Regions from separate parts of the Mus musculus genome. Here all the other regions are linked to region 5. Evidence: chromatin loops called from intact Hi-C (ENCODE). Cell type or tissue: left cerebral cortex. All regions are shown on one strand. Each heading gives the region's core, and the rest is flanking DNA. Links, peaks and the distances in the headings are about the cores only. Region 1 has its middle 100 kb from the start of Gm35517. Region 2 has its middle 100 kb from the start of Gm35517. Region 3 has its middle 100 kb from the start of 4933402J15Rik. Region 4 has its middle 150 kb from the start of 4933402J15Rik. Region 5 has its middle 58 kb from the start of Gm24540. Region 6 has its middle 7.3 kb from the start of Gm24540.

The links. A loop is a pair of places that touch in the nucleus more often than their neighbours do. Peaks named below come from ENCODE experiments on the same cell type or tissue, not always from the same donor. Only the 100,000 strongest peaks of a DNase experiment are listed, where the experiment ranks them.
Region 1: a loop joins it to region 5, with 15 times the contacts of the local background. A loop is called at or near these places in 2 of 42 quality-filtered maps.
Region 2: it touches region 5 in a loop (15-fold over the local background); 3 of 42 quality-filtered maps call a loop at or near these places.
Region 3: a loop joins it to region 5, with 12 times the contacts of the local background. A loop is called at or near these places in 2 of 42 quality-filtered maps.
Region 4: a loop joins it to region 5, with 17 times the contacts of the local background. A loop is called at or near these places in 2 of 42 quality-filtered maps.
Region 6: a loop joins it to region 5, with 2.7 times the contacts of the local background. A loop is called at or near these places in 2 of 42 quality-filtered maps.

Annotation. Positions count from the first base shown.
Region 1 is chr14:73,911,914-73,916,892 of GRCm38, forward strand. No RefSeq gene overlaps it. Among named protein-coding and RNA genes, the nearest start is that of Gm35517, 100 kb to the right of the region's middle. In left cerebral cortex, for the core only: a CTCF peak has its summit at 2,104; DNase peaks (open chromatin) are centred at 439, 1,525 and 2,084.
Region 2 is chr14:74,115,571-74,120,549 of GRCm38, forward strand. No RefSeq gene overlaps it. Among named protein-coding and RNA genes, the nearest start is that of Gm35517, 100 kb to the left of the region's middle. In left cerebral cortex, for the core only: no CTCF peak of the experiment used is centred there; a DNase peak (open chromatin) is centred at 2,325.
Region 3 is chr14:74,248,782-74,253,760 of GRCm38, forward strand. No RefSeq gene overlaps it. Among named protein-coding and RNA genes, the nearest start is that of 4933402J15Rik, 100 kb to the right of the region's middle. In left cerebral cortex, for the core only: no CTCF peak of the experiment used is centred there; DNase peaks (open chromatin) are centred at 2,542 and 4,231; H3K27ac peaks cover 616 bases.
Region 4 is chr14:74,202,104-74,207,082 of GRCm38, forward strand. No RefSeq gene overlaps it. Among named protein-coding and RNA genes, the nearest start is that of 4933402J15Rik, 150 kb to the right of the region's middle. In left cerebral cortex, for the core only: no CTCF peak of the experiment used is centred there; DNase peaks (open chromatin) are centred at 2,798, 3,144 and 3,798; H3K27ac peaks cover 849 bases.
Region 5 is chr14:73,707,003-73,711,981 of GRCm38, forward strand. No RefSeq gene overlaps it. Among named protein-coding and RNA genes, the nearest start is that of Gm24540, 58 kb to the right of the region's middle. In left cerebral cortex, for the core only: CTCF peaks have their summits at 2,594 and 2,814; DNase peaks (open chromatin) are centred at 2,143 and 2,827; H3K27ac peaks cover 673 bases.
Region 6 is chr14:73,758,180-73,763,158 of GRCm38, forward strand. No RefSeq gene overlaps it. Among named protein-coding and RNA genes, the nearest start is that of Gm24540, 7.3 kb to the right of the region's middle. In left cerebral cortex, for the core only: no CTCF peak of the experiment used is centred there; DNase peaks (open chromatin) are centred at 2,016 and 3,988.

The sequences.
Region 1 (4,979 bases), core at 336-4,335, 200 kb after region 5:
CAATAGTTGACTGTGAGCATCCACTTCTGTATTTGCCAGGCACTGGCCTAGCCTCACCGGAGATGGCTATATCAGGATTCTGTCAGCAAAATCTTGCTAGCATATGCAATAGTGTCTGGGTTTGGTGGTTGTTTATGGGATTGATCCCCGGGTGGGGCAGTCTCTGGATGGTCTTTCCTTCTGTCTCAGATTATTGTCTGATTTTGCTTTAATCTCTGTCTGCTTTCTGATTCATTTGGATATGAACAAGGGGCTTCATCTTCTTCCATCACATCTGATAGCTACTCCTTCCTGCACACATTCCTCATCACAGTGGACTGTGCCTTCAAACTATCAGCAAAAAGAAACTTTCTTAAGTTCTTGTAGGCTTGTCTTCATTTACAGCAACAAGAAAAGTAATTAACACAGAAAATTGGTACCAGAAACTGAGAGTGAGGATGTTGCTATGGTTACATGCTTACATTGTTCATAGATCTTTGGAAGTGGTTTGATGGAGAATTTGAATTTGTGGGCTAGAGAAACCCAGGAGGGCAATAAGAAGAGTTTAGTGCTCCATTCTAGCCAGAGCATGGGAGACCAGAATATTAAATAGTCACGGTAAAATTTGGGATCCTGATGTTTCCAAGGTGCAAAGACTCCATTGAGGACTGGGCTAGCACTGTTACATTGTAGGGAAAAATCTGGTTGTATTCTGTCGGAGTCATAGAATTTAGAACAAATCTATATCTGGAAGTAATAGACTATGTTGGTTAGTGAAGGACATTTCAAGACAATGCAACATTCAGGTTATGTAATAATTGTCACTTCATTTACCCAGATTCATACTGAGAGAAAGGGAGAGGAATGATGAACAGCTAAAGACATTAAATGTGTGCCATTAGGTAAAGAAGGAATCTTAAACCCACTTAAAACTGAGGATAGCATAGCTGTAGATGAAATGTCTATAATTGTTAAAGATAATAATTAGCCTTCCTCAAGGCAAGATCCCATGGATAGAGAGCTCCAGAGTATAATCATGCAAATTCTTTGGAAAATGTTCATATAATTCTTTGTCCAATTTTTATCTTTTGAGTCAAGGTCTCATATACCTAGGCAGACCTCAAATGTACTATGTAGTTGTGTGCTGGAATCACAGGTGGTATTGAACCCAGGGCTTTGTGTATGATAGCCAAACACTCAACCAACTGAGATACATCTCCAGGCCCAGAGCTTTGGGCAAAAAGAAACTTTTAGTGAATCCACCTAAAGCACAGTTGCCTTGGAAATTGTTTTCCTGGGCTTAGCCTCAAAGGCACACTTTTATCTGTGATTCAGCATTTTAGGTCACCAGAGCTTGGTGTAGTCTATATAGTATTAGTGCCTCAGGTATTCTGGATACAAGAATGGGGGAGTCATAGAGGCATGCACCAATAGTTTGGAATTGCTGAGGCTGCACAACCAATAGCAGGTCCGATTTTCTGCATGGAGCTCCTGAGAGAGCAGTGCATGAAGCGGCTAAGGAAGAAGTCCAAGTTGCAAAGATCTCAGCTAATGGAAGATGCCTGAGACATGGGGTGTTCACCAGAACAGCTTTAGGCACCGAGTTCATGCAGCCCAAGAGAGAGACCACATGTTATAGGCAACAGGCTTAGAGGGGCAGGACTAGCCAAACCATTTGGAACTTACCATGAGACCTGGGAGGCGGGGGATGGGGTGGAGTGGGGGTGGGGGAGGCACACGGATCTGCAGTGTTTGATGTTTGTCTGGCTAGGTTCAGACTTGCTTTGGTTTGATCCTCCTTCCTTATTCTCCAAAACCTCTCATTTTGCAATACAAGGATATTTATTCTGTACCATTTTGTGTAACATGTCTTTTGATTTTTTTTTTTTTTTTTGCAGGGACTTTCGGTTCGGCATTCCTTAAGTTTCAGCACAGACTGTACTTTTGAACAGTGTTGAAGCTGTTAACTGAGGTCTTTTGTAGTTGGAATGCAGATGCTTTGCATTATGAAATAGTCATTAGCATATAAGAACTGGGGAATGTTATTGTAGTCTGACTGGGGAAATACTCTCCAATAGACTCCTATGTTTGGATACTTCTCCAGATGGTGACGCTGTTTTGGGAGCCTGTGGAAACTTTAGAATGTGGAGATTTGGTGGAGGAATAGGACACTGGGGGCCAGCCTCTTCACAGTACAGATTCGCTTGCTGCTTTATCTACTACTTCCTGATGCATCCAAATAACAATAAACCTCATGTTTCAGCCACCGTGGCTGAGAGCTATTCACACCACCATACCTCTCCTGGCATGACAGGCTGGACCTCCAAACCATGACCTCAAAGAAACTCTTCTCCCCAAAAGTTGCTTCTTTTCAGGTTTTGAGTCACAGGAATGAGAAAAAAAATCCCTAATATATGAATAAACAAATTGAAGTGTTCTTACACAGTAGGAACTTAGAGCCAGAATGTATTTTAAATCCATTGTTTAGGCTGAAAGCAGAGAAGAGTACACATTTTGTTACTTGCATTTATAAAACTCTTAAAAAATAAAAACTAACCTATAGTGACAGAAAGGAGATGAATAGTTTTTTAGGAATAGGGGAGGGGGTCCTTGGAAGGGAGGCAGGGAGAGATATATAGGGTAGGTGGCAACTTCTGGAATGATATATATATATATTCTCACTTGTGATGATTTCATGAATATATGCTTCAACTGAAACCTTGAAATACATAATTAATTGTTTGCTAGTTAAAGTTTAACCTATTCAAGTACAAAATACTTTCCCCTTCCCCCAGTTTACAAAGGATTGATGACTAAGATTATGGCAAAAAAGAGAGATTATCTGAATAATTTTTTATGGATGAAGGTACAAACTAGAATATGAGAAATATAGAAACACCAGGAATGAAAGAGCTTGTAAGAATTAAATTACTTCAGATTTAAGACTTTAAGTACTTTAACTACTTAAGGAAATCCATGTACAAGAATATTTCCAATCACATCAGTTATTACTGTTGAGACCTGCTAATTTTGCTATCCATCCTGCTTAGTATTGCATCTCAAGGGTCTGTCAGCTGCCAGGTGCTACAATTATGTAAAATCCTCTTTCTTCCCTTAGAGAAGGAAGTCTCCGCAAACAAACGATTTTCAAATACTGAGCGGCTGTCTGTTCTGTGTGGGACTTTCTGTCCTTGATGATACAGTAAATCAGCAAACAGCTCTGGCTGCATCCCTCACATCCATCCTTAGAGATGACAGAAACTCCTGAGATGACATCAGCCCAGGAGAGGAGAAAGAAGGCAAGAAGAGTCAAGAGCTCATTGTCTTATTTGGGGGTGGGATTTATAGAAAAAATTAAAGTAGGTGTCTTTACAAATTATAGACACTCATCAGAAAAGAATAAAACATTGAATGTCTGACTTCAAAGTCAGCAGGAAAGAAGAGACAAACATAAAGGCTAATGCAAAGAAATACTGGCAAAAATCGTAAACAGGTATTCATATCACTGCATTTTCAATACTTGGTTTGCAATACAGTCACTAGTGAATGCACAAACATTATCAGATTGGCAATTCAAATAAATGTACCGGGAGCGGATGATTATCTGCGACGTTGACTCTACTCTTCAGTAAGAAGAAGGAAACTATGTAAACCTAGTTTCCAAGAAACAGGTAAAGGGATGGAAGTAAATCTAAAGCAGCAAGGGACATCTGAACATTTAGATCAGTAACAGTCACAAAAGTCACACGGAGCTGGAAGGAATTAAAAGCTGATGCCATTCACAGGGAGAATACCAATAGTCACTACATACCAAACAACAAGCCACCTTTAAGGTGTGGGTCTAACCTGTGGCTAGTGGGCCAAAGGTGCTGTGTGTGCCTTGAGTGGCTATGAATGAGGCCAACAGAAACTGTAAACTGACTTACAACACTACGAGGTTTATTTTTGAATATTCTTATAATTCTCTTGCATGGTTCTTGACCATGAACTTTGTAATTGACATCATTGTGCTGCAATGTCAAAGCTATGACCTATAAAAAAGTAACCAGAAGTGATAAAAAAATAAATAAATTCAGAAATTCTTTAGGGATATTCATTTTCAGATGTTGATCAAAGAACCTATGTATCAACTTGAAAAGAACAGAGCAACAACTGACATTTTAAAAATTATTTTCTTTATTTACATTCTAGCTGTTTCCTTCCTCCACAGTTCCTCATCCAATTCCTCCTCCACTTGCCTCTGAGATGGTGCTCCCTCCCCCCACCAGACCTCCCCCTTCTCTGTAGCCACAAGTCTCTGGAGGATGAAGCATAGCTGCATCTTCTCTCACTAAGGCCAGACCAGGCAGTCCTCTGCTATCTATGTGGGGGGGGTGGGGGGAAGGGGAGGGCTAGAACCAGCCTATGTATGCTGCCTGGTTTGTGGCTCAGTTTCTGGGAGCTCCCTGGAATCCCAGTTAGTTGAGACTAATTCCTATGGGGTCACTCTCCCCTTTGGGTTCTTCAATTCTTCCCCTAATTCAACCATGGGGTCCCGACTTCAGTCCAATGGTTGGGTATAAGTATCTGCATCTGACTCAGTCAATTGCAGGTAGGGCCTCTCAGAGGACAGCCATTCTAGGCTCCTGCAGTTCTTTTAGACAGGAGCAATTCTGGGTCAGAAATTTTGACTGTAAGTTGGTAACCCTGTCTTGCCACTTGAGGCACTGTCTATCTACTGGGAGTGGACTCTTTGAGATATCTCTCCCCATTTTTGGTTAAGGTCACCCCCATTGAATCCCGAGAGTCTCTCACTTCCCAGGTCTCTGGTACTCTCTAAAGGGCCCTCCCCTATCTCACCCTGAGGCTACACATTTCCATTCATTCTCCTGGCACTCTGGGCTTCTCTCCTGTCTACCCCTATAGCTGATCATCTTCCTCTTCTCCCCTTATTCTTCCCTCCCTCACCCAGGTCCCTCCCTCCCCCTCCCATGATTATTTCCTTCTCTCTTCTAAGTGGG
Region 2 (4,979 bases), core at 709-4,708, 410 kb after region 5:
GCAATATATTTAAAGAACAACAACAACAAAAATCTAACCCAAGGGTATTCCTGGCTATCCATTACTATCACCTAGAGAAAGCTTTAAAATAATTGTGGTGGAAATTTTTATTTGTATCTAGATTCAAATTTACTGTGGTATAAAGTAATGTTTACATGTGGGTTCTCATTTTCCTGTCTCCCTCTTTCACTCCCTTTTCTTTCTCTCTCTCTCCCTCCCACTTCATCCCTGTATTCCCTCTTCCTTTTGCCCTATCTGCCACCTTTTGTATGTATGTAACTATCTACATATTTATGTACACACATGTATATGTATACATATGTATTGGTGTATATGTGTACTAATGCATGCTTTCACACATTGTTTGTTTTTAAATATCTTCCCTCCCCTCTTATTTTAGACCTAATAATGTCTCAGATTTCAAGATTACAAGTACACACACATACACACACACACACACGCACGCACACACACACACACACATACACAGAGAGAGAGAGAGAGAGAGAGAGAGAATTACTGACTTATATCTCAGATGAATTTTACATATAATCTGGGTGGGGAACCTTGTAAATAACATGAGAAAAATATGTCAAGCATATAAGTACATGAAATAAATCCTAGTAAAAAAAACAAGAAACAAAAAAACCAAACAAGCAAAATAATTTTACCATGTAGTAGTTCCTGAAACAACAGGTGGCCGTTCAACTCATTGTTTAGAGCTACTGTAAACTCAATTTAAAAACTGTTATTGACAGTGCACACACACAATAATTATAAACTTAGAACATAGATTGCATAGTAATATATAAATAGGGGTTATATTTTTAAATTTAAAAAAGTAATTCACAATCAAAAAGACTTCATTGTAGGAATTTCAAAACAATTCATCAGTGAATAAGCCTCTACCAATCCTTTACATTCATAGATGAAAATAATAACTGGATCTCTGTGAGGAAACTTAATAGAAATATCCTTCATGGCTCTGGTATTTGAAAACTTGGTCCGTAGTTGGTTTGCGGATGTTACAAAACCTTTAGGAGGTATAGCCTTGCTAGAGAAGTGTGTCACTGGGAGCAGGCTTAGAAGTAAGACCTTAACTCATTTCTAGTTGTCTCTTTCTGCTTTGTGTTTGTGTTTGAAAATGTGATGTGTCAGCTTTCTCTTGTAGCTGCTTGCTTCGATGCTTCCCCCACCATTATGGACTCTTCTTTTGAAAACATAAGCCCAAATAAACTCAATAAGATGCTTTGGGCATAGTGTTTTATCATAGTGACAGAGAAAATAAATACCTTCGTCTTAGAAGTTAGAAGTGTTGCTGTGTATGCCCCACTGCCTAGTTAGTGTCAAATTAGTGATAAGACAGCACTTTCTTTAAAATAGTTCTACATCCATGATCCTTCATCCCTTCTTCTCATGCCTTGCTAATATCATCTCAGACTTTAAAATTCAGTTCAGGCTGTGGTTTTGTTTTTTTAGAGATGTGGCTGAAATTTTACATTCTTGGGATGGAGTAGTTGCCCATCACTGTGTTTCTGGTTGCATATCTCCATCTGTGGCCATTGCAAACACTGAAATTATGATGTACAGTCAATGTGTGTGAAGCTAGATGCCCAAGAGATGAATGGCTATATACTTGTATCTGGTTTTTGCAATCTTTGCTTCTTGAGTCTTCCCATAGAAACTAGTTTGTCCTATCTATGATACAATGTTAACTAGAGCATTTTAAAGACTTTACTGGCCAATCACCAACTATAGCTTAATGTCTGTATTTCCCAGGTGGTGTGGTATAGTTTATTTTTGTTTGTGATAAATTGTCATTCTGCCTTTATGGAGAATTAGACTTCCTTGCTACCTACCCATTGTCATCAGGGCTGAAATGGTGACCTGCTTTGGGTTAATAAGCTAAGAATAGAGATGCTAGGTGCTACATGGAGTCAGTAGCTTTGTAGACTATATTGTCCTCCTTCTACTTTAACTGTCCTATAAGAATGACAATGCATTATAAGGGAAGTCCTATTCTCCCTGAATCCTGGTGTAATAAAGATGCCTGGAACAGAGGTATAGTGGGCCCAGGGTTGATACATGCCATAAGTAAAGGGTTTTTGTTATTTAAGCTAATGATACATGAAGCTTATTTGCTGCTTAGGACTGATCTTATGAATCATGAAACCCTCTAAATCTAGGCTCCCCTAATTATGCAGCCTTATTTCTTGCTATTTTACTTTTGTGTGTCTGCTTTGCCTTATACTCTCCCAAGCACAACACCTCCTCTAGCTGCCACCACATGCCTTTTTTTCCTACTTAACTCTGTGATGTTTCTCACCTCCATGACTTTGCATAGTCCACCCCCTCTTTCTAGAATATTCGTTCTCTTCTGGTGTCCTCCTACTCAACCCAACTGTTGGTTCCTACATGGAATCTTCCTTGGTCTTCTTGCTTTTCTCATTCCCAATCTGGAACACGACTAACTTGTTCTCTCCCCCTACAAACTACCTAATGATTGGTAATTCACTAAGAGTTTTTCTTTGTTTTTGTTTTCAATATCTTAATTATGGGAATTATGTCTAACTCATGTCTAGATATCAGGGGTTTGGAAAATACCTGACATAAAATGGGCCTCACTGAACTCTTTTCTTGTTGGCTTTTTTGGTTAAAATAAAAATTGGAATAGTTAAACAAGAAAAAAAAATGTGATCACATTACAATTAAGTAATCATTTGATAAGGACTATCAAGAGACCTGGATGTGCTTTGATAGAGAAAGCCTTAACTTCCAAGTGGAGTTTGTCTGAGCATTCTGCTTAAGTGAGTCCTCTTCCAGGTAGCTTCCTCTGATGCTCCTACTGGTTGAGAATACCCACTTTAAACTCTGTGGATTTCTAGGTATAGCATTCTCCATATGCTATATCATGACTTTAATGAGAGTATTGTCTTTTCCTGTATACTATAAACACAGAGAAGGAATGGCTCTTTATTTAAATCTTTTCATTTAAAAAATAGATGTCAAATAAATGCATGATGAATGAATAAGCAGGATAATATCGACAGAGAATATTAGACCATTTGGTGATATCTTAATGTCCCTTGGTGTTTGAATCCTGAATGGAGAGACATACAGACAATTACTAAGTGCTTCCCAAAAATAAATATCAATCTATCTAATCTTTAGGCTTAAACCACAGAACAACTTTTCTCTGAATTGCTTTCTGGTGTCCCACAGACTTCGGTGCTGTCCCACAGTGCTCTGTTTTATTTTTAATTCTGGAAAAATCTGAGAGTTCAAGATATGGCTTCATGCTGTAGACTCCTTCCTTCTCATCATATGATTTTGAAGAAAGTTAATCGGTCTCAGCTTCTAACACCACAGAAACAAAGTGTGGGCAACAATAGAAACCATGTTGTAGCATTTTAGAAAGGTTAGTGGGAAGATGTGTGTAAAACTCTTAGCTCATTGACCAGCACCTGGTAAATAAACCAAAACTAGTGTTATGATTATCTTCTTTTGTCAGTGATTGTAAGATAATTTCATTTTACAAGTTTTAGGAAAAAAATTGTACACAGACAGAAAAAGAAATAGTATCTTGTGGACAAGTACATGCTTAGAATGGTAGAATCCAGAACCAATATTCTATAGTTTAGTAAATGATTACTGAGAACTTAGTGAGTATGAGATACTGAGAAAGCAAATGTTCTGCAATCACTGCCCTCAAAGAAAATGAAGAAAGAGGGGGCACTTCTGTTTTTGTAATAGGAGGAGTGGGTGCTGATACAAAGGTGCAGTTGTAGGAACACAGAAGACTAGAGCCTAACACCTAGTGTCAGAGAAGGGCATTTCCATATATAATTTAGCATGCTGTAAAAGAGGTTGAAAGGCTTAACCCATTGAATTGAATAACAAATACCTTAGCTTTGCTCTGGGACAAAGTCAGTATGGAGAATTCACAGAGCATGGGAAGATGAAGGTTGGGACTGAGGAGGTGGCTTAGTGGCCAGTGTTTGCTACTCAAGCATGAAACTCTACATTTGGATTGTAGGCACTCAAGTAAAGGCTAGGCACGGTGACATAAGCCTATAAGCCCAGCACTGTGGAAGGTGGAGGCAGGTAGATTCTAAAGGATTGCTGACCACACAGCCTAGCTGAAATGGCACACTCCAGATTTCAGGAGCAACCCTGTTATGATTTTAATGTGAAATGTTCTCCCTTGGTTTGTAGGCTTCACCCCTCAGTTCAGAGCTGATAGAGTTGCTTGGAAAGCTTGTGAAACTTTTAGGAGGCATAGCCTCAGTGGAACAGGTGGGTCTCTGAAGCTTTGTAGTCTACTTCCTATTCAGTCTATTTCCTGATTCTAGATGTAATGTGACCAGCTGGCATCTTGCTCCTCCTACTATGTTTCCCTGCTCCAGTGCTGGGTTTTAACCACTATGATGCCCACTGGAACTTTGACACAAAATCAGCCACTTTTGCATTATGTTGCTTTCGTTGGGGCACTTCATCATATCAACGAGAAATGAACTGAGCCCCATCTTGTCTGAAGAGGTAAGGCTGAGAAGCAATTGGGAGAGAAACACTGGAAATTGACATGGTTGGAAAGCACAGAGATACCAGGATGCTTGTTCCTGCACATATCTATACATATGCATATGTGTGCATGAACATGCATACATGCACACACACACAGAGACACAGGAAAAGTAGGGAAGAGGACAAAGGCACAACTGAGCAAACTTGTTTATCTATGAGGATGCTGAGGTGTGGAAAGAGAATTACTGTGTTACAGGCTGTTCCAGAAGCGTGGAAGAAGAGATAAAACAGGGAAGGAAGTTGGTGGTCAATATTCTATTCAGACAAAGGAGTGGTCTGTCATATGCTTTACTAATAGGGGTCAAGTTCATGGTGAAGGAAATTGAAACTCGTAGATGAGGTCAAATTGTCCAAATAATGATGTCATGTATAAGATAAAAAGATGTAGTTGTAGA
Region 3 (4,979 bases), core at 408-4,407, 540 kb after region 5:
TTTTTTTCTTTTTTCTTTATTTCTTTTTTTTTCCTTTTTTTTTCTTTTTTTCTTTTTTTTTTTTTTTCTTTTTTTGAGACAGGGTTTCTCTGTGTAGCCCTGGCTATCCTGGAACTCACTTTGTAGACCAGGCTGGCCTCGAACTCAGAAACCTGCCTGCCTCTGCCTCCCGAGTGCTGGGATTAAAGGTGTACACCACCACGCCTGGCTTTCCTGAACTCTTAACAGTGTTTTGCTAGAGCTGTTTGGTCATATGATGGAAGGCGTAAGGAATGAGAAAATGCCCTCTTCTGCTGCAATGGGCTTGGTTCTCTCTCTCTCTCTCTCTCTCTCTCTCTCTCTCTCTCTCTCTCTCTGTGTGTGTGTGTGTGTATATGACGTTCCATTTTCTATTAGAAATAGGTTAAAGATAGAACATTCAATATATTTTATAATACACTCCTGAAATAAGCAACCTAAATATTTGTGTTATATAAATACTTTCTAATGCATCTATTACTCAGACTTACATGAGATTCTTCAACACAGATACACACATACATATTTCAGGATACCAGATGTCTGAACTGGAAAGCCTATTCAAATTGCCCAGACTTTGCATGTAGCACTTGCCTTCAAGGGTAATATAAAGCCAGGGAATTTCAAGTTGTATATTATAATCATCTGCTTAAATATTTAAGTGATCATTTATTCATGAGGCCTTCCCTCTTTCCTTCCCAAGATAGTTGGCATGATGGAACAGCAATTACAAGGCGCTCATAATCATAATCACGGCAATTATTATGCTTTCTGGCAGTTCTGCCGTAGTCTTACATCGTAAGCCTCCAGAGATCAAGTTCTGCCTGGGGAACAAAGAATGTCCATCCTCAGCAGGGCTTCCAGCCTGTACTCTTGCCCAGGTCAATTGGAGAGCTTCAATACTGCCTCAGCCACACCCAGGACATATCCCCAGTGGCTAAGTGTCACTCAGTAAATGAGACTGTTGCATACTTAGCCACACTTTGCTGCTCCCGAGAGTTCTTCATCCTTTGATATCTGCAGGGTGAAGTGTAGCTGATTTAAGATTCTACAAAGCTTTCTGCCTCAGATGCCCTGCAACGGGGATCGGCTGTGAATGCAGAAATGAGTAGGGTATGGAAGATGGCTCTTTAGAAAATGTAAAGGAGCCAATTTCTAAAGAGAGTTTAGTGTTCACTCAGAAATACCAAAGCTGTTTATCTGCACCTATATACATTCTTCTCACCCCCCTCGTGCATCCCTGTGTTTAGAGCTATCAATATCACAGAGAATGTAGGGCCCCATGCTATGAAACTGAGTTCCATGGCTGTCTGAACTGAAGTTCCAGCATTAGAACCATTGCTGCTAGGAAATGTCACCTTGTCCTTACAGCTTGAGTCATGGGGTTTCAAATAACCAACTATCTCATCCGTCAGCAACTGTCCCAGTTTGAGCCAAGTTAGTTTCACAGCTTAGGAAATCCCAGGGCTGTGGCACACTAGGACAGCCAGTGTTCAAGGTCAGTATTTACATTAATCATTGAGTTGCCTGCTGATTGTTGTCATTGAGTGTGAATACCTTGAAGGTTGAAATTGTGTAAACTCAAAAAAAAAATGAGTTGCTGAAAAAAAATGAGAGTTTGAGTAAGTGAGTGAATAAACAGACCAAGATAATAAATAAATAGGGTTAATTAGTTTTCTAAAGCTATGATTTTAAAAGGTTAATTCATTTTTTTTTCTGTGAGGGAGAAGCAAGAGCCTTGTTCTTAAGTTTACTTAAATTAATTCCTCAGACCTAAAACAATAACCAGATTGAATGCTTGAAGATCAGACTGGAGGATGGTACTGGGATCACTACTGAAAAGTGAAAACTCCTACGGGAAAAAGATGTTGGAAGAGGTCAAGCAACCAGAGATGAATACAGAACGTTCCTTCCCCCTAAGCCAGAAGGATCAATGTTGTAGTTTCAGTCTATCATTTCAAGCCTGGGTCATGGAGACTCTGCCCTCACAAATGGATTAATGCTACCATGTCTCTCACCCTTACCTTGTCTTCCACCATGAGATATGAGAAGACACTCCTGACATACACTACATCACAGCTCCTGAATCTTGGATTTCCAAGTCTTTGGAACTGTGAGAAAGTGCATTTCAAATCATTTTAAATTATCTAGTCTGTGATAACTGTATTACTACAAGAGATCAGAATGCTGTTCCTGTAGAGCCCACCCACCCTCCTTTATTGCAGATTAGCCCACTGCATCATCAGAGAACTCTGATTAGTTAACCAGTGAATGCAAGAGGAAAATAAAGAGCATCTGGCATACTGTAGGAGGTATGGAGATCTGTTTAGTATAAGAGTCTTGACGACTAATGGCCTGAGTTTGAAATCTAGCACTTTCTCTGTGTCCAACTCTGTGTCATCGGGCAGGTTACAGAGTATCACTAATCCTCCACTGTCTCACCTATGGAATAACTGTCACATCATCTAGGTGACATCATTCTTTCAAGATAAATGAGATGCAGTATTTGGCTCAGCATGTGACTCATGCACAGTTCTTCATAAACAGTGGCTGCTGGCATTGCTTTGATTATTGCCAGAATAGAGTCTTTGGCATGCAAGAGCCATGCTGACATCTCATTGAAGAGTTTGATGCAAATGTAAATACTTTAACAAGCACCTAAATGCTACCGGCAATTTAGAAGACACAAAGAGATCTTATTCTGACCTAGGAAAATGTTTCGGCTAATTCAGACATTGGAACATTCAGATCATAAAACTAGGAATCAGCAAGGACTGGTGATGTAGAGATAATAAGTATGTTTCTGACTTTGTGAACTTGTAATTCCTTTAGTGTAGGGACATCTTAGACCTTCTTATACTCAACTCATTAGTGTGTGTGTGTGTGTGTGTGTGTGTGTGTGTGTGTAGAGGTACATCACAGAAAATTGAAATACAGCCATTAAAATATATCAGTGACCATAAATATTTTTTACTATTGGGTAAAGATCAAAGGAGGTTTGAGTGTGTCAACCCAAGTTCACATGCTGAGAACCAGGGCCTGAGGGAAGGTGTTTGATCCTGACTATCCAAGTTTCATTTTTTTATTGTCAGAATCTAGCATTATATAAACAGAGAGAATGTCTTTAAATTGTCCATATACATTTAATAATAAAGATAATCATATGAGAAACTCTGGAAATTATAATATACTACACTAAACAATTAGGCCTCTATTAGTTATAAATCTTCAGATTTTATAAGACCATATTTAATTGGAAAAAAAAACCACAAAATTTTATTAGGTTTACAAAGGCTTATCACTGACACTGAAATTATCCCAAGGACTATAGAGGGGTTCCTTTTAAATGAGGGTCACTTAAGAGATTCTTTTGCCAGGCCCAATAGTGCTCCCAGAGCATGCCCTCATACAATCTAGAAACCTGAAGCCCTTTTAGCAGCTAAAGTCTGGGTTGAAACTAGATTCAGCAGTTCTGCGTCTCCAGCAGTTCAGTTCCTTTGCCCTTGGGAAGCCTAGAGCAACAGCATACTAAATGACTGCTATGTTTAACATCCTTCAACTTCTATCAGTAAAACCAAGCGATATTTCCGGAGTTTGTTGAGACGAGTATGTGAGAATAGCTTAGATGGTCTCAGGCTCCCAGTCCTTCTGCCTCCCCCTTTTAAGTACTAAGATTATTGATGTGTACCCCAACTCCTACTCTTACTTTGATCCCTCAAAATATCTGCATTTCAGGGTATTAATGTTTTCTCTAGGCACAACCAGTTATTTTTCTAGAATTTTGGTAGAAAAGCTTTGGCATTATATTTAAACAAACACACATGTGCATTGTCATTTTCTTATAATAAATCTGGAAGCTAAAAATACATGGACCTCTTTTAGGCTATACCCAGCGCCCTAGTGTTCTGTGTTTACACTTCTCTTCTGCAACGTGGGTGGGATGTTTTGAGTACTCAATGTGATGACATTTTCCAATCGGCCAAACACACATACAAGTTCCATGACTTTGTGTTCTGAATTTGCACACATTTCTCTTGCCCTGCCAGCACATGGTCACACACAAAAGCAAACTCTAGCTATAACAAATGCAGGGCTCGCCCTCCCTTTCTCTCCACCCCCAGGTTCCAGACGTTTGCATTTCCTTCAGAGGGAATAAGATTGGGTCCTTATGCTTTTTCTTTTCCCTAGAGGCCCTGGAGCCTCCCGCAGTTATACAGAACAGCTGGTGATACTCTTAAGATTTTCTACAAGGCAAAATGCAGATGGTGATAACCAACCACACATTGTCATTTTTTCCCCAGACACTACCCTCCAGAGATAAAATTGGCACCAGTGAAATGAGCACATTTTCATGCCAGTAAAGAAGAGCCTGCTAAAAGGCATGGTGTTCTCTGAACTCTTTCTGTCTACCAAACTCACCCCCCAACATTGACACAGGTGACTAAGGCTTAAGGCCAAGTCTCAGAAATTTTTGATTACTAGGATGGAAAAAGACTTTTCTGGGTATTCAAGGTGACTGTAGCTCAGTAGAGGACACTGTTGAGACCACAAACTCTCAGAAAGCCCAGACATCTATCACTATGGTCCATACCAGGGAAGTATTAAGATTGAATTGAGCATCATAAGGGTGAAGACCCAATAAGTGAAAGGCTGGTGGACATTCTAGGAAGAGAGGTGGGACCTCAGGAAAGATACAATAGACATTTGTCACAATATGGTGTTCAGGGTTCCAGCACTCTCACCTGACTTATGTAACTCTATTAGCTTCTTCAGTTCCTCCATATACAAATTGGCATAACATTCATCTCAGAGGTGTTATGAGACCTAAACCATATTGTGTGGAAAATGTACAGCAAGTGCTACAGTGGTTTCTCACAAGTGGACTCCTGAAGAGAAGCTGAGCAACCCTGCCTTCCCTGAGTTACAGTGCTCAGGTTGAACGAAAGGAATGACATGGAAAC
Region 4 (4,979 bases), core at 680-4,679, 500 kb after region 5:
GACTATGGTGCATACAGGTTCAAGCCAGACAGGGTCCCAGTGCTGAAAGAGGGAAGGTGGACAGGGGCTCCATCCCTACCAAGAAACTATCTGCCACTCACAAAGGAAAACTTAATTTTCCATAATAGAGGCTTAACTATTATATAAACCATACTTAAGGGTATTCCCGTATGCCTACCAGTAGATGGCCATTTCAACACAAAATGAACTAATGGTATTTCTGAAGACTTTTTGTCTCATTTTTTTTCTGTCTTATTGTATTTTTTACAGCTTTTCCTCCTCCTCTTTGTCCTTCTTTAAATTGTTCCATTTCTTTTTCTCTTTCTTGTTTTCGTTTCTAAAGAGAAAGAAAGGAAGTTGGGTGTTGGGTAGGCTGGCAGGTGGGGAAGGTCTATCAGGATTTTGGAGATGAGAAACTGTGATTAGAATATTGTATAAATTTTTTAAAAGAAAGAAATAAAAAAGTAAACCCAGCTAAAGAGATGGAAAATCATCTTTTTTAATTTGCTAATTAGGAATATCCCTATGTCTATCTTACTCCTGTTTGGAAAAAGATATTAAATCTGTGTGGGTATCAATTCCCCATCTATAATATGGGGTGACAGTGATGAAAATGGTGATAACTGTCCTGAATCGCTTAGGGTATTGTTTCAAAGATAAAGTGAAATAAAGTGTGTAAGTGAGTGTAAAAAGAGAAAAAGAAAGAAAGGAAGGGAGAAAGGAAGGAAGGGAAGAAAGAAAGAAAGAAAGAAAGAAAGAAAGAAAGAAAGAAAGAAAGGAAGGAAGGAAGGAAGGAAGGAAGAAAGAAAGGAAGGAAGGATTGAAAGAAAGAAAAAAGAAAGAAGGAAAGCTCAGATGCCAGGTATGAAATAACTCCCTAAGGGTATTGGAGGCTCCACACACCCTCAAAAACAATACAGGCACTTGTCTCTTTGCTTGTTAGTCTACCATACCTAGAGGCTAAGACCTACTGCTGAGCATGACACATAACATGATTATAAAAGGGATCAAGAAGGAAAGAAGAATACTGAGGAGTCACAGTAGAACTTATCTGGAAAATTCTGTTGGTTATTTCTCAAAGTTCCAAAAGTTGCCACATAGGTGGTTGGGAAAATAAAGGCATCAACAGCTGTACCTAGTAGTGGATTATAATGAATTACATGAACTACCATAACAATTTGCCAGGCAAAGATATGTTCACATGGAAGATAATGGTATAATATAATGTAGGTAACCAGCCACTCTCTGGTTGTATTCACCAACCAGATCACACATTCAGATCACACAAATGATCTGGTGTCTAATGATATGAGCTGGGCTTTTTAAGGACATAAGACCTTATGGAAAAATACTCCCAATGATTATGAAATGTATATAATGTCAGTCTGCCTTTAAATTTTCTAATGGTTATACCTTTAGAAAATGGTACGCTAAACCCGAATCACAGAAAGTTCTGTTTCACAGTGAATGTCAGGGAATGTGGACACATAGCTGTCCTAGATGCTCAGAATTAAGTGACAGATGAGAATTCAGTCCTAAATCACCCCTCCAAGTCTCGGGGAACATTGTAGAAAAATGGTCAAAAAGAACTCAATAGCCAGAAGATAGAAAGATACAGAAATCCTAGCTTCTAGCCATGATACTATCAGTGTAACCAGGAACTCACAGCAACTCTATTTACATGCATTGAGCCTGTATAATGTAGGCCCCTCAATAGTTAACCATGGGTGGCAGAGGGCCATGGGACCCTGGCCTTTACTGCTGATAGACGCTCAGAGAAAGAAACTACTGTATTCAGTTTTACTTGGTTATACCGACTAGCCTCCAGTAGATAAATTCTAATCCTATGGTTACACAGAGTGCCCTCCTCAAACGTGAAGGGCCATGAAAGAGTAGGGCATGGATGGGGGAGGAAATTAGTAGGAAATGGGAGATAGAAAGAGAAGGAGGGAAAATAAGAAAGAATTAAGGCAAAAGCAATCGAAATGTGTTAAATATATATATGTGTACATACATATATATATACATATAGCACACACACACATATGTTTATGTGTTGGGGGGTGATGGTCAAAGATCAAGCTTAATTTTTAAAAGAATTGAAAACTAGGTAAAAAGACGGCAGAGCCGGACCAATACAGATGCAGATGTACACAGCCAAACATTGGACTGAGCGTAGGGACTCCGATGGAGAAGTTAGGGCAAGGAATGTAGGAGCTGAAGGGGATTTCAACCTCAAAGGAAGAATGATATCAACCAACCAGACCTCCCCAAACTCCCAGCAACTAAATCACCAACCAAAGAGTACACAGGGGGTGCCCATGGCTCCACCTGGATATGTAGCCGAGGATTGTCTTATCTGACATCACTAGAAGGAGAGCCCCTGGGTCCTGTGGAGACTTGATGACCCAAGATAAGGGAACACTATGCTGCTGAGGTAGGAGTTGGTGGGCAGGTGGGGGAACACTCTCATAGAGGCAGGGGGAGGGAGGAGAGGATAGAGGGCTTGTAGAAGGGAAACTGGGAAGGGGACTAACATTTGAAATGTAAATAAATAAAATAACCAATAAAAGACAAATAAATAAAAACAGGAGAACCGTCCAAAAAATTAAAATATCCCATGTTTTACCTGAAAGTTCCATGAACTCTAAGACAAGTTTAGTGTTTTTAGCCCTTTGCTTTAGGAGACCCTTGGCAGTGATAGGCTCAGTTCAGTTCCAAAGATCAGTATATCCTTTTGTTTCTGTGCTGAGTGGCAGGCCTCTGAAAGGCTGGGCTGAAGGTAAGCACATGACTATCAGAAGCAACACTGTAATGTTCTAACTATTTCTGGCTGAAGCAATGACCTGTAGCTCGACAAGGAGATGTCTGGAAGAATTACCCCTTCTGTCTATATATACTGATAATTTTGGTGTGTAATTTTTTCCCCCTAATTACTTTGCTGACTTAATAGGAGAATGTCAAGTTCATACTGAAGTCATTCCTGTCTGACATAACTGCACTTAAGAAGAAAAAAGAAATAGGCAGGGGAAAAATTTGCTCAGTGTTAGACTGAGGAGTCTGTATTAGGACCTGTTCCAAATTGACATACTGTACGTAGACTGACTGAGCTTAGTTGGTTAATTATATCTAGAAAGTCATTTTCCCTTCCAAATGTGCACACACCATTCATGGCTCATTATGTAATTCTAAATGCCTTACATTCCTATCTAGATCTAAATAAGCATGTCCATTTTTCACCTAAGAAAGCTACATCTCAGAGACAGATGTCAGGGTAGTACAGAAGTCAAGGTGGGTACCCAATTAACATTTCTCTGTTCCCGTGAGCATCTAATATTTCAGCATTCATTTTATGGTCTTTATATAAAGACAAAAAACTATTTCTATCACAAAAAGATTTGAAGATTAAATCTATATAAATTCCACATGCAGTACTCAAACTCTTACACATTGCAATCGGTAGTATGGCAAGTAACATCACGTGGTATAGCTATAGCTAACTAAAACAGGTCAATGCCCCTAAATTTAAGGGATCTTACTTGGTGATTTCCAAGTCTTTTGAATTATAAAACTTTTTTTTTTTTTTTGTAATTGAAGTAAGTTACTGGATACCCTGAAAATAGTGATTTATTTTTGGTTAGCTCTTCTTTTGTTTAAAAGTGACATATTCATATCCAAAAATAAGTATGTAAGGCATAGCTGTTAAGTTGATGTCATGACAGGATGGTGCTTTGTTTCCAAAAAGTTTTCAGATTTAAAGATGACTAGAATGCATGAATTTACACGTTAGTAATCACGGAAGCATCTGTATATATTTTTAAAAATGTGGCTGCATAGAAAGATAATTTAATCTGTCTAAAAAGGACCCTCTACATATATCACATGCATATTCTTGCTTGAACTGGTGTCCCACACCTGCTTCTACATCACACCAATAGCAACCAATATGAAACCATCGCCCAAATTTCTTCTATGCCCTCAAAAGGTACAAACCCACCTCCTTTTAGAGACAGTGTGTAGTAGTGTGGTTAAAAGTAGACTTTAAACCTTAGAAATGTTATTTAACACTCCTAAACCTTCATTGCTTCCTTTAATATAGAAATAATAATATAATTATTTACATTATAGAGTTGTTTTGGAAGCTAAATAAACAAGTGCTTAACCCTTAAAAATATGATCATCATGCATTGCTACTAGCAATATACTGGCCTTTTGTCACAATGGATACTGCTCCTTTGTGTCCATTTTGAGTCCAGCTCTGGTCACAGGGCCCAGCTTACCAGTTGGACATGCATGAGACTGTGTCAAGATGATGCTGAGCTGATTGCTTCCGTTTGAAAAACATTCTACATGCTGTTTCTTTCTGAGCTTTACAGGTAATTAGGACTATTATTTGCCAAGCTATGATCTCATCCCTGTTTAATACTCTTTTGATCAGGATTATGCCTAGACGTCATGCTTATGAAGTAGTTTTGGACATTCAGTGTGGATGATCACTAAAGGAACTCCACAGGTTTTTTTTTTCTTTCTTTCTTTTTTCTTTTCTGCAGAGGAGCTGCCTAATAGCACCACACATTGATCCTATATTTGGGTTTCTGTATTCTTATTAAACACATGTTAAAGTTGAAAGGACCCTGATATAGCTGTATCTTGTGAGACTAGGCCGAGGCCTAGCAAACACATAAGTGGATGCTCACAGTCAGCTATTGGATGGATCACAGGGCCTCCAATGGAGGAGCTAGAGAAAGTATCCAAGGAGCTAAAGAGATCTGCAACCCTGCAGGTGCAACAAAATTATGAACTAACCAGTACCCCGGAGCTCTTGACTCTAGCTGCATATGTATCAAACGATGGCCTAGTCGACCATCACTGGAAAGAGAGGCCCATTGGACACGCAAACTTTATATGCCCCAGTACAGGGGAATGCCAGGGCCAAAAAGTGGGAATAGGTGGGTAGGGGAGTGGGGGGGAGGGCATGG
Region 5 (4,979 bases), core at 483-4,482:
ACAGAGGTCTTTTTATTGTTTGCCCCTTGATTACCAGGAGAACTGGCCTGTGAGCTTCTGGGAATTCGCATGTCTCTGCCTCTCAGTTCATGGTATGAGTGCTGGGTTTATAGATGGATTACTACATTAAGTTTTAGTCAAGCAAAGATCCTCACACTTGCATGGGTATCACTTTACCTACTGTCTTAATCAGTGTTCTATGGTGTGAAGTGTTCTATGGTAAGTCTTATAAAGGAAAGCATCTAATTTGGGCTTGCTTACAATTTCAGAGGTTTAGTTCTTTATTTTCATGGCAGGTGTTCAATATTAGGTTGTCTTGAAATCTCCTCTGCCAATGCCATTGTTCCAAAACTCTTCAATTTAGCCTCAGGCAGACTTTTTGGACATGGAAAAAAAAGCCACACTCTTTGCCAAAATACCAGAATGATCCCTAGGCTACTTACTAATATTGTCCCTATCTGAAATTTCTTGAGCTAGGCACCCATAGTTTAAATCACCCTCAGTATCAGTTTTCATGTTCCTACTAGTATGGCCCATTAAGTCCTGCTTAAATCATCCAACTGCTTTCTTAATCTAAAGTTCCAAAGTCTACATTCCACAAATAATTAGCATAGCTATGCCCATCATAGCAATGCTACACTCCTAGTACCAGCTTCTCTTAGTTAGGGTTTCTATTGTTGTGAAAAGGCATCATGACCACAGCAACTCTTAAGAAAAGAAAGCATTGGGACTGACTTAAGTTTAAGATGTTTAGTCATTATATTCATGGTAAGGAGCATGGTGGCACACAGGCAGGTAGAGAAGCTACATTCAGGCAGCAGGAAGAAAGAGCTGCTGGGCTTGGTCCTCGAAACTTCAAAGCCCACTTCCCCCACCCCCACAGTGGCATATGTCCTCCAACAAGGCCACACCTTTGAATCCTCCCAAGTAGTAGTCTCTGGTGCCTAACTCTCTAAATCTCTGAGCCTTTGGAGGCCATACTTATTAAAACCACCAACTCACTAAACCACTTTCTCAGCCCAGATTATTTTTAAAACTATGTGCACATGTTATATCAAGCAGTGGGAAAGGTATCTTAGGTGAGTCATCATCACTATGACCAAGCACCTATTAAGAAGCCAGTTTAGTCAAGAAAGCATTTATTTTATCATACAACTTGGTAAGGAGGCAGGAGGCTTGGTGTTAGCTTTGGTATTGGACCTTGCAGTTGCTCACACACTGTGGTGGAAGGTCAGAAGGAGTTTCTCACTAGCTGACTGGACTGGTGTGTATTTTTTTTAAAGAGGACTTAAGAATGGACATAAAGATAGGCAGACAAGGAGAAGATGTAAATCTGGGAGGAATTTGAGATAGGGAGTAAAGATGTATGATATTTTCAAAGAATCAAAACATATTTTTTGGAAGGTAGACTGAATTCAACTCTACCGAGGGGGAAAAAAATAAATTAGTGGATATGGGATTGGGCTATAACCTATAACTCCCTACCCAGGGACCAGATTCTGTTTGGCAAGCCTCATTTTTTAAAGGTTCCACCACCTCCTCTACCAGTGTCACTAGCTGGGGACCAAGTGTTCAAACACATGAGCCACTGGGGAACAGTATGTGCTCCAGCCCTAACAGTGTTGTTTTTATGCCATATCCACTCAGCCCCTGCTGAGTTTTCCCACAAAGCAGTGGATCAGTTCCCTACAAACTGATTTCCCCAATCTTAGATTCATTTACCCCCTTCTCTCTTCCTTAAAGACCTTCAAAATTATAGGAGCTCTTGGCTGTTACACAGGAGCAAGAAGAAAGTAGAGGGGCATGAAGCCAACCTTTTAATAAAAAAGAATATAACTTTTGGCTGGTAATGCTAGAAGAATTTGAACTCCTGCTGCCACCAAGGACTCATTGCCTGTAGAGGTGGTGGTGTTAACATATGCCTAAGTAGAAATTTTCTCATTTTTCATACTCTTTCATTTTGGTGTCCTGGGATCATCTATCAGTAATGTATCTGTCTTAGTGTGGGTTTTATTGCTGTGATGACACACCATGACCATGAAGGAAAGCATTTAGTTGGGGCTGGCCTACAGTTCAGAGGTTTAGTCCATTATCATCATGGTGGGAAGCATGATGGCACACAGGCAGACATGGTGCTGGAGAGGTAGCTAAGAGTTGTACATCTGGATCAGCAGGCAGCACGAAGACCAAGTGAGCTACAGGGCCTGGCTTGGGTTTCTTTCTCCAAGGCCCCTAGTGATATATTTTTCCTAACAAGCCACACCTACTCCAGCAAGGCCACACCTCCTAATAGTGCCATTCCCTATGGACCATTTTTCTTCAAACCACCACACTTCCTAACCCAAATTCTCTTCTAAAGCTCTGCTTTTAGCAGACAACTGAGACCGGTCTTGACTTGGAAGCTCAGAGTCCTAAGTAGGCATTTTCAGGCACAGGCTCTGAACTCTGCTCACGTGGCCATGGACCCTCGGAAATGCAGTCACACGTGTGGTAAGGCTTCAATGCAGAGAAGACGATTCTGTTCTGAGCAGTCAGTGAGTGGTTACAGAAATGTCCTCTGGGGGAGGAGTGTGGTTAGAGGTGCCAGAAGGAAGGCTGTAAGTGACTTTCTGGCTAGCCAAATAAATGTCATAGAAGAACAAAGGAGGAGGAAAGAAATGAGGAGAGAGGGAGTTGGCATTACACAGAGCAAGGGGAATGATGTTGTGTCTCCCTTCTCCCCTGTCAAGAAAGCTAAGAGTGTGAGCAGCATATTGCAAAATCATCCAGCAAGCCAAGGACACCGCCAACTTGCTGTAGATGTTGGAGCTATCTCTTGATTTTTTTTTTGGAAGCTAATAAACTGAAACCCGGGGAAGACGACCACGCAGAGGCCCTGTGTAGGTGGGTGAAGGATTCCCACCTATGGGCACTGTGGCAGGTGTGGGAGTCCAGCTCTAAGGTGTCTGTTGGGTTTCCAGTTTCTAGATCTGCTTTACCATCTGGCTGTGAATGACAGCTGGTTTCCCTGAGATACCCATCTGTTTTTGTAAGGCTGCGCCCACTGCTTGCTCTTTATCTACCTCAAGGTGGTTCTTAGAATTTGCACCCAAAGCTCCTGACAACTGTAGTGGCACCCTCCCAGTAGATCCGAGTACACTTGGGATTTCCTGCCCCCTCCAGTCAGTCTTCCATATATATGTATATATATTCATTTAGATCCTAAAATATAATATCCCCTGTATTTTTGTTTATAGCTAACAATATTCTCCATGCCCACAATCTCTCACAGAAAGCTTCCAGGACTTCCAGTGAGCCACCATATATAATTCTATTCTTTGAGTGGAGCTCCAGTAATAATCCTCCAGACTTCAAAGGGCAAAGCTTCCAACCAAATGGAAGTCGATCATATTATAGCATTTCTAATAATGCAAGTGTCCATTCTGGAGGGAAGAAATGTCTAGGGTTTCTATTTCTGTGAAGAAACACTATGACCATGGCAACTCTTATAAAGGAAAACATTTAATAGAGGCTGGCTTGCAGTTCAGAGGTATAATTCATTGTCATCATGGTGGGAAGCATGGTGGCCTACAGGTAGCTGAGAGTTCTATATCAGGATCAGTATATAGCAGGAGGAGTGGGCCACTCTTGGCCTGGCTTGATCATCTGAGACCTCAGAGCCTGCCCCCCCCCCCCCCAGTGACACACTTCTGCCAACAAAGTCACACTTCCTAATAATGCCTTTCTCTATGAATCTATGGGTGGGCATTTCCCTTTAAACTACTACAGAATAATTACAAGCAGACTCTGAAGATCTCTGTGCCTCTTAGATATTTGCAGCTGCTGTGGCTTCCTGTTTTCTCTAGATCTGCTTCCTGGCCTTCTCAACTTAGGGACTTTACTGATCAATGAGGATGCCTCAATTTAGTAAAGTTGACAACTAAGATTATCTATCAAATTTAGAAATACATCTCACTATTTTTCCCTTTAAATTTTTATTTATCCTTCACAATTTCATACATATGTAATATACTTTGATTTATACATCCCCATTATCCTCTTTCTTCTTTTCCCTCGCCTGCCAGACCCCTTCTTCCCAACACTCCCAGCCTTCTCTTTCATGTCTTCTGTTTTTTTTTTTTTTGTGCCCATTGTATTTAAAACATTATTTTATTTTAGGTATATGAATGCTTTTCCTACATGCTGGTCTGTGCACCATGTTTCTGCCTGGTGGGAGTTGGGGCCAGAACAGAGTATTATTTTTCCTGGAACTAGAATTGTGGATGTGTATGAGCTACCTGATGGGTGCTTGGAAGGAACCTGAGTCCTCTGGAAGAGCAAATTATTTCTCCAACCTATAGTCAGTGCCCACTGACTATAAACAGGATTGCTTGCATAAGCATAGCTGGATGATTATTTCCTAAAACAAGGGCAATTTACCAGTGGCTACACCAATGGAGAATATGACTCCCTTCCTCCAGGAGCCATTAACAGCCCATAGCTCTTCAGGGAAGGATGGGCCTCACAAGAACCTACTCCATGTCTGATAGAGTGTTGATGAGCCCAGATTTGTGTATCCACTCTCTTAATGGATAGATTGTATTCTATGCAATATAATAATTTAAGTAGTTTTTTAAAAGATAGATTTATGTTGTTTACAAAATTTCTGTTTCAAACAATACTGTAATAAACAGAGGAAGGTCATATTACATCACTACACAAGCGAAGTCATTTAAACAAGATGAATTTTGGCAGGAATTATCAAATTGTTCTCTGAAAGTTTATCTTTTCTTTGTGTGTGTGCATTTGCATATATGTGTGTGTGATATGTTTATCCTTGTTCATGTGTACATTGCTTTATTCTGTTACTCTCCACCTTAGTTCTTGAGGCAGCGTCTCTCATTGAACCTGGAGTTCATCATTTTAGCAAGACTGGCTGGTAGCGAGCCCCTGAATTCTGGCCATCTTTGCCTTTCCTAGTGCTGGGGGTTATAGATGCA
Region 6 (4,979 bases), core at 323-4,322, 51 kb after region 5:
CAATGTTATAAGAAAAACTGACTAAAAAGTATAAAGCTAATGTGGTTATGTGATAGAAATTCCCCAAATCACGGAATATTGAACTCCCTCACTTCCTTGTAATATCTCTAAGAGCTCAAGGCACTGGGGAGGTGGAGGTAACTGAATTTTAACCTTGTCCAGCAGCAGCTATTTACTGCCATGTAAATCTTCTGTATGTATTCTTTTTGCTTGTTCCTACTTTCCTGGTTGCAACAAGCTATTGAACCTGAGGCCTTTAGGGAATGATCGATGAGTGGTCCATTGGCATAACCAACTTTCCTCTCCCCCAACTGAAATGGCTAGATGACACAGTTTCCCAGAAATTCTCACATGCAATGTTAAAAATATTTTGGAATCCTTTCCTTTCCGCCACTTAAAAACTTTGCCCAAAATATTTCTTTGTAGACAGTATTGCCCAATTATTAAAGAAGAATTCCCCAGAATCTTGGTATATAAAAATGACTACCTTCTTATTTCATTTGAGCATCCACTAGGCTGACCTGTTCCTGTTCTTATTTTTAAACTATCCTGCCATTTAGAGGCTTAATAATTATTTCCTTTTTATTTCCTTCTCAAAGTTGTCCAGAGCAGAACCTCTCTCTGAATAGCAGGTTCTGTTCTTAAGTTCATCTTAAGAGATATGATGGCCAAATAATTTCAAAGTTGCAGGTAGAAGGTCTCTTTCTTGTAATTTCAAGTTTCATAGCCTTTGTACTGAACCAGTGATCAGAACTAGTAAGAAAAGCCTGAAGGTGTTCCTGCTGCAGGTGTGAGAGGCATTGTGGGATGTGATGGTTGCATCATTGCCCACTGCAGGGCTGGATGCTGGTCCAGGAGCTAAGCTGGCTTCCCCTTAAAGACCCAGGAACTGGGGCACTGCTCATACTTGCTAATGAGGGATGCTGGGGGTACCCATTGTCTACCTAGCACCTCCAAGGGAGGTACAAACCAATTATTGTCTAGTTCTGAGTCCAATCAGTGCTTTTCTCTAGATTGCATGAGTGTGAGCACTTCCCTTTTGTTGAGACTCAGAAGGGTGATAATTAGAGATGCTAAAATGATGTTAAAGAGAGTGTGGCTTTTCACAGCATTTGAGCCAGGTGTGAGAGCTGCTCTTACTGAGAAGTAAAACACTCCTCATAGAGACCCCCAGATTTCTGTCTTTGAGCAAAACCACTGTTTAGGTAGAATTTCCAATACAAAATTATAAAGAGACAATCCTCTGCTTAGTTTTGACTTGGTTGCCTTCCATGACATTTATTCTACATCTCAGATAAACACAAGGGTGCTGTGTCTTTCCTTCTTAGCTACTGGGGAGAGTGTGGTGGAGAACTGAGAGGAACTGCAAAGAGAGGCCCATTGGACTTGCAAACTTTATATGCCCCAGTACAGGGGAACGCCAGGGCCAAAAAGGGGGAGTGGGTGGGTAGGGGATTGGGGGGGTGGGTATGGGGGACCTTTGGGATAGCATTGAAAATGTAAACGAGGAAAATACCTAATTAAAAAAAAAGATTTACTTAGGGTGTGTTGGAGAGACATCTATATATCTATATAGATATAATTTATAGAAGTTATGCATAAAATTACAGTGTATGGATAAAATGCAAGATAACCATAAAGAAGTACATAAACATGTTATAAATAATATATAAATAAATCTGCATATTGTAGAGATACATATATATTATATGCACACATTGAAAACTGTTTCCTTCTTCAACTAAACCGTTCATTTATTTGCCTTGAAGACTTTGGAAACTGCCCCTCGGAAAATTTGCAAGGAGCTAATTTACACAGGATAACCAAATCAGTCAGAGTAACTCTCTCCCCATGCTGACTTGAGACCTGACACATACACTTCACTCCCCCTTGCCTCCTCCTCCCACATCTTTTGATTGTCAGTAGGTGTTTGTTTGGGAAGGAATGCTTTTCCCTGACAACTTTGTCCTATAATTTTGAGACCAACTGTGCTACCTTAAATCTCCCCAGTGAGTTAAATACTGTGTTGAAAGCTCTGCCGAAATGTCAGCTTCTCTTGGCTACTGTCCAGTTGTTCACTGAACAGTGATGCCTTGGTTGTTCCTAGTTTGTTGCCAGTACAAAGTCATAAAGAGACAATCCTCTGATTGAACTTCATCTAACAAGAACTTTGGAGGGTGATCTTTAATGGTGATCACCTTTGACATGACAGAACAACAGTTTAAATGTCAGGAACTTCTTAATATACTAAGCTTTTCTCCAATAAAGACTTGGCAGTGATAAATAAATATTCATCTGAAAAGGGTAGGGTTTAATTCTGTGCAGAACCACCCTTTGGCAAGGTGTTTGTTTGGTATTCTCTGAAGATTCTAATCACAGCCATGTGTTTATGAGTCTTTGCAAACTATAGCCAAGGGCTGAACAATTAAAACTTTAATTTTAACCAACTTGATTGTTCTCCTTCATTTTAAAAATGCCTAGGCTGGAGAGAAAATGCTCTTAACTTCTCTTTGTTTCTCAGGCCTCTATCAAGTGCAACCAAAAATGCCTAAAACACATTTTATTTTGTGTTTTCTTCATAATTTCATTGATGATCATTTGACTACCATAGAAACTTCCTTTTTAAAAAAAGAGTAGTCCCAACTAATATTGGTCTTTTTGGTTTTCTGACATCATTGTTATCTTCTATTTAAATACATCTACTGAGATAGAATTTACACACAATGCAATCCACTTTGACTACCTCTGAACTCTTTAGTAGACAGGTACACCTGAATTTCCTTGGAACTGCAGCCTCTCAACTGGAACAACAACTGAACAACCACTGATGTTTAGAATAGGGAAATGTCTATGTAGAGAAAGTCTGTATCACCAGATCCACACAGTGTGTGGTCATATTGCCTTCTTACATTTATTATGATAGCTTGAGGATTCATGTATATTATAACATACTTCCATAACTCATTCTTTTGAAACATTGCTAAAAATTCATTTTACACAGACACCACATTCTGTTGATCTATTTTTTTAGATAGATGGCTTATTTTTATTTTGTTTATTTTTCTTCCGGGGACACTCAGGCATAATTTAAAAATAATTGAATATATTTCAGCCAGATAATGTTATATGTTAATATATGTTTATATTCTTAAGCGTAGACCACACTAATTAATACATGCATCACATAGCATCCTTGTTTTTTCAAACCTTTTTACTATAGTGGTTTATTTATTTGTGTGTGCATGTGTGCACACATGTCATGGCATTTGTGTAGAGGTCACAAGAAGTTGATTCTTTCCTTCCTACCACCACATGGGTCCGAGGGATTGAGATTAGGTCGTCAGGATTTTCAGCAAGCACTTTCATCCTCTAAGCCATCTCACTGGCCAGACATACTTATGTAATTTTTATGATAAAAATATTTAAAGTCTACATTTGGTAATTTCTAAAGTATTTTATTTTAATTCACTATTATGAATTAGTTATTATGTTGATTAGTTATCTGTTGTTGTTTGTCAGCTCAACACAAGCTAGAGCCAGTCATTTGAGAAGAGGAACCTCAACTGAGAAAATGTCTCTTCCTAGATTGCATGTTGGTAGTCTGTAGGGCATTTTTAAAAGTAGATGGTTGATATGAGTGGGCCCAGCCCATGGGAGGAACTGCCATTTCTGGGCAGGCTGAGCAAGTCGTGAGGAGCAAGCCAGTAAATGTATTCCTCTATGGCCTCTGCTTGACTCCAGGTTCCTACATTTAAGGAAGGTTTATGATGTGGAAGTGTAAACAAAATTAACCCTCTCCTTTTATTTCACCATAGCAATAGACAGATTAATTAAGATAGACATTGGTACCAGGTCATGGAATATTGCTGAGAGGCTTGATGATATGCTTTTGGGAAGACTGTGGTGGCATTTAAACTTAGGCTGGGAAATTCTTTGCATGCTTAGAGCTCAGTGGGCTGTCGTGTGGGAGGTTGGAAGATAACAATGATGAGTTCTGCAGATGATGGAGGCCTGCCTTGTGACGTTTCCAAGGGAAGTTTTGAGAGTCTCTTAGGGACTCATCCGAGGATGCTTGATATTCTGAATTAAGAATCTGTGGTTATGGTCACCTGGGTCTGAAGAATGCTGTGCTTACGAGGACACCAGCATCATTGAGGGGAAATCTAGTTAAGTGTCTCTTCAATGTCAACACACAGAAGCTGTGGTCCCGAGGAAGCCAAGACTGTACTTTCTGCTGACAGCCAAATTTGGTAAGATGAAAAAATCTCACAGGTGGTACTGGTTTTGAACATAGGAAGGGGTCATCGAGAGCAGCTGAGGCTTGGCACCATGGAAGGCCAGGAGAGGCCATTGGTGACTGGAAGCCCAGGATTGAAGGGGTCAGGATTAGAGTTGAGGATTGACACCATGTGACTGGGTCAGAGTTTCTGAAGAAAGCTCCAAAGAGGCTGGTTGCAGCAGAGATCCTAATGTTTTGGAGATGTCAGTACCATGGGATGACCACCAAGGACAGTAGCAGCTGTGACATGAAGCCATCCTGCCTCTAGGAGACAAGCTGTTTGTGCTGTGAATAGCTGAGCCAGAGAAACAGAGCTGCCAAAGCTCACTGGAGCCCAGGGGGTCATGAGCAAGTCTCAGGCATCAAGTACTAATCTTTTACATGGTTAAACCTTTGTTCTGCATCTTTTTATTGTAACCATGACCTGGCTCTTTTTGTTTTCTTTTAATTTATTTTTGATTTTATAAGAACCACTATGAAGAGACTTCAGAATTTTAGACAGAACTTCTTCTTTTTTTTTTTTTTAATATTGAAAATGGATTCTTCTCTTACACATTGCATCCCACTCACAGTTCCCGTTCCTCTCCTTCCTTCAGCTCCCTCCCACCTCCACTCTCCTCTGGATCCACTCCCCATCCATCTCCCTTCAGAAAAAAAAAAGCAGGTCTCTAAGAAACAATAACCAAGCACAACAAAATAA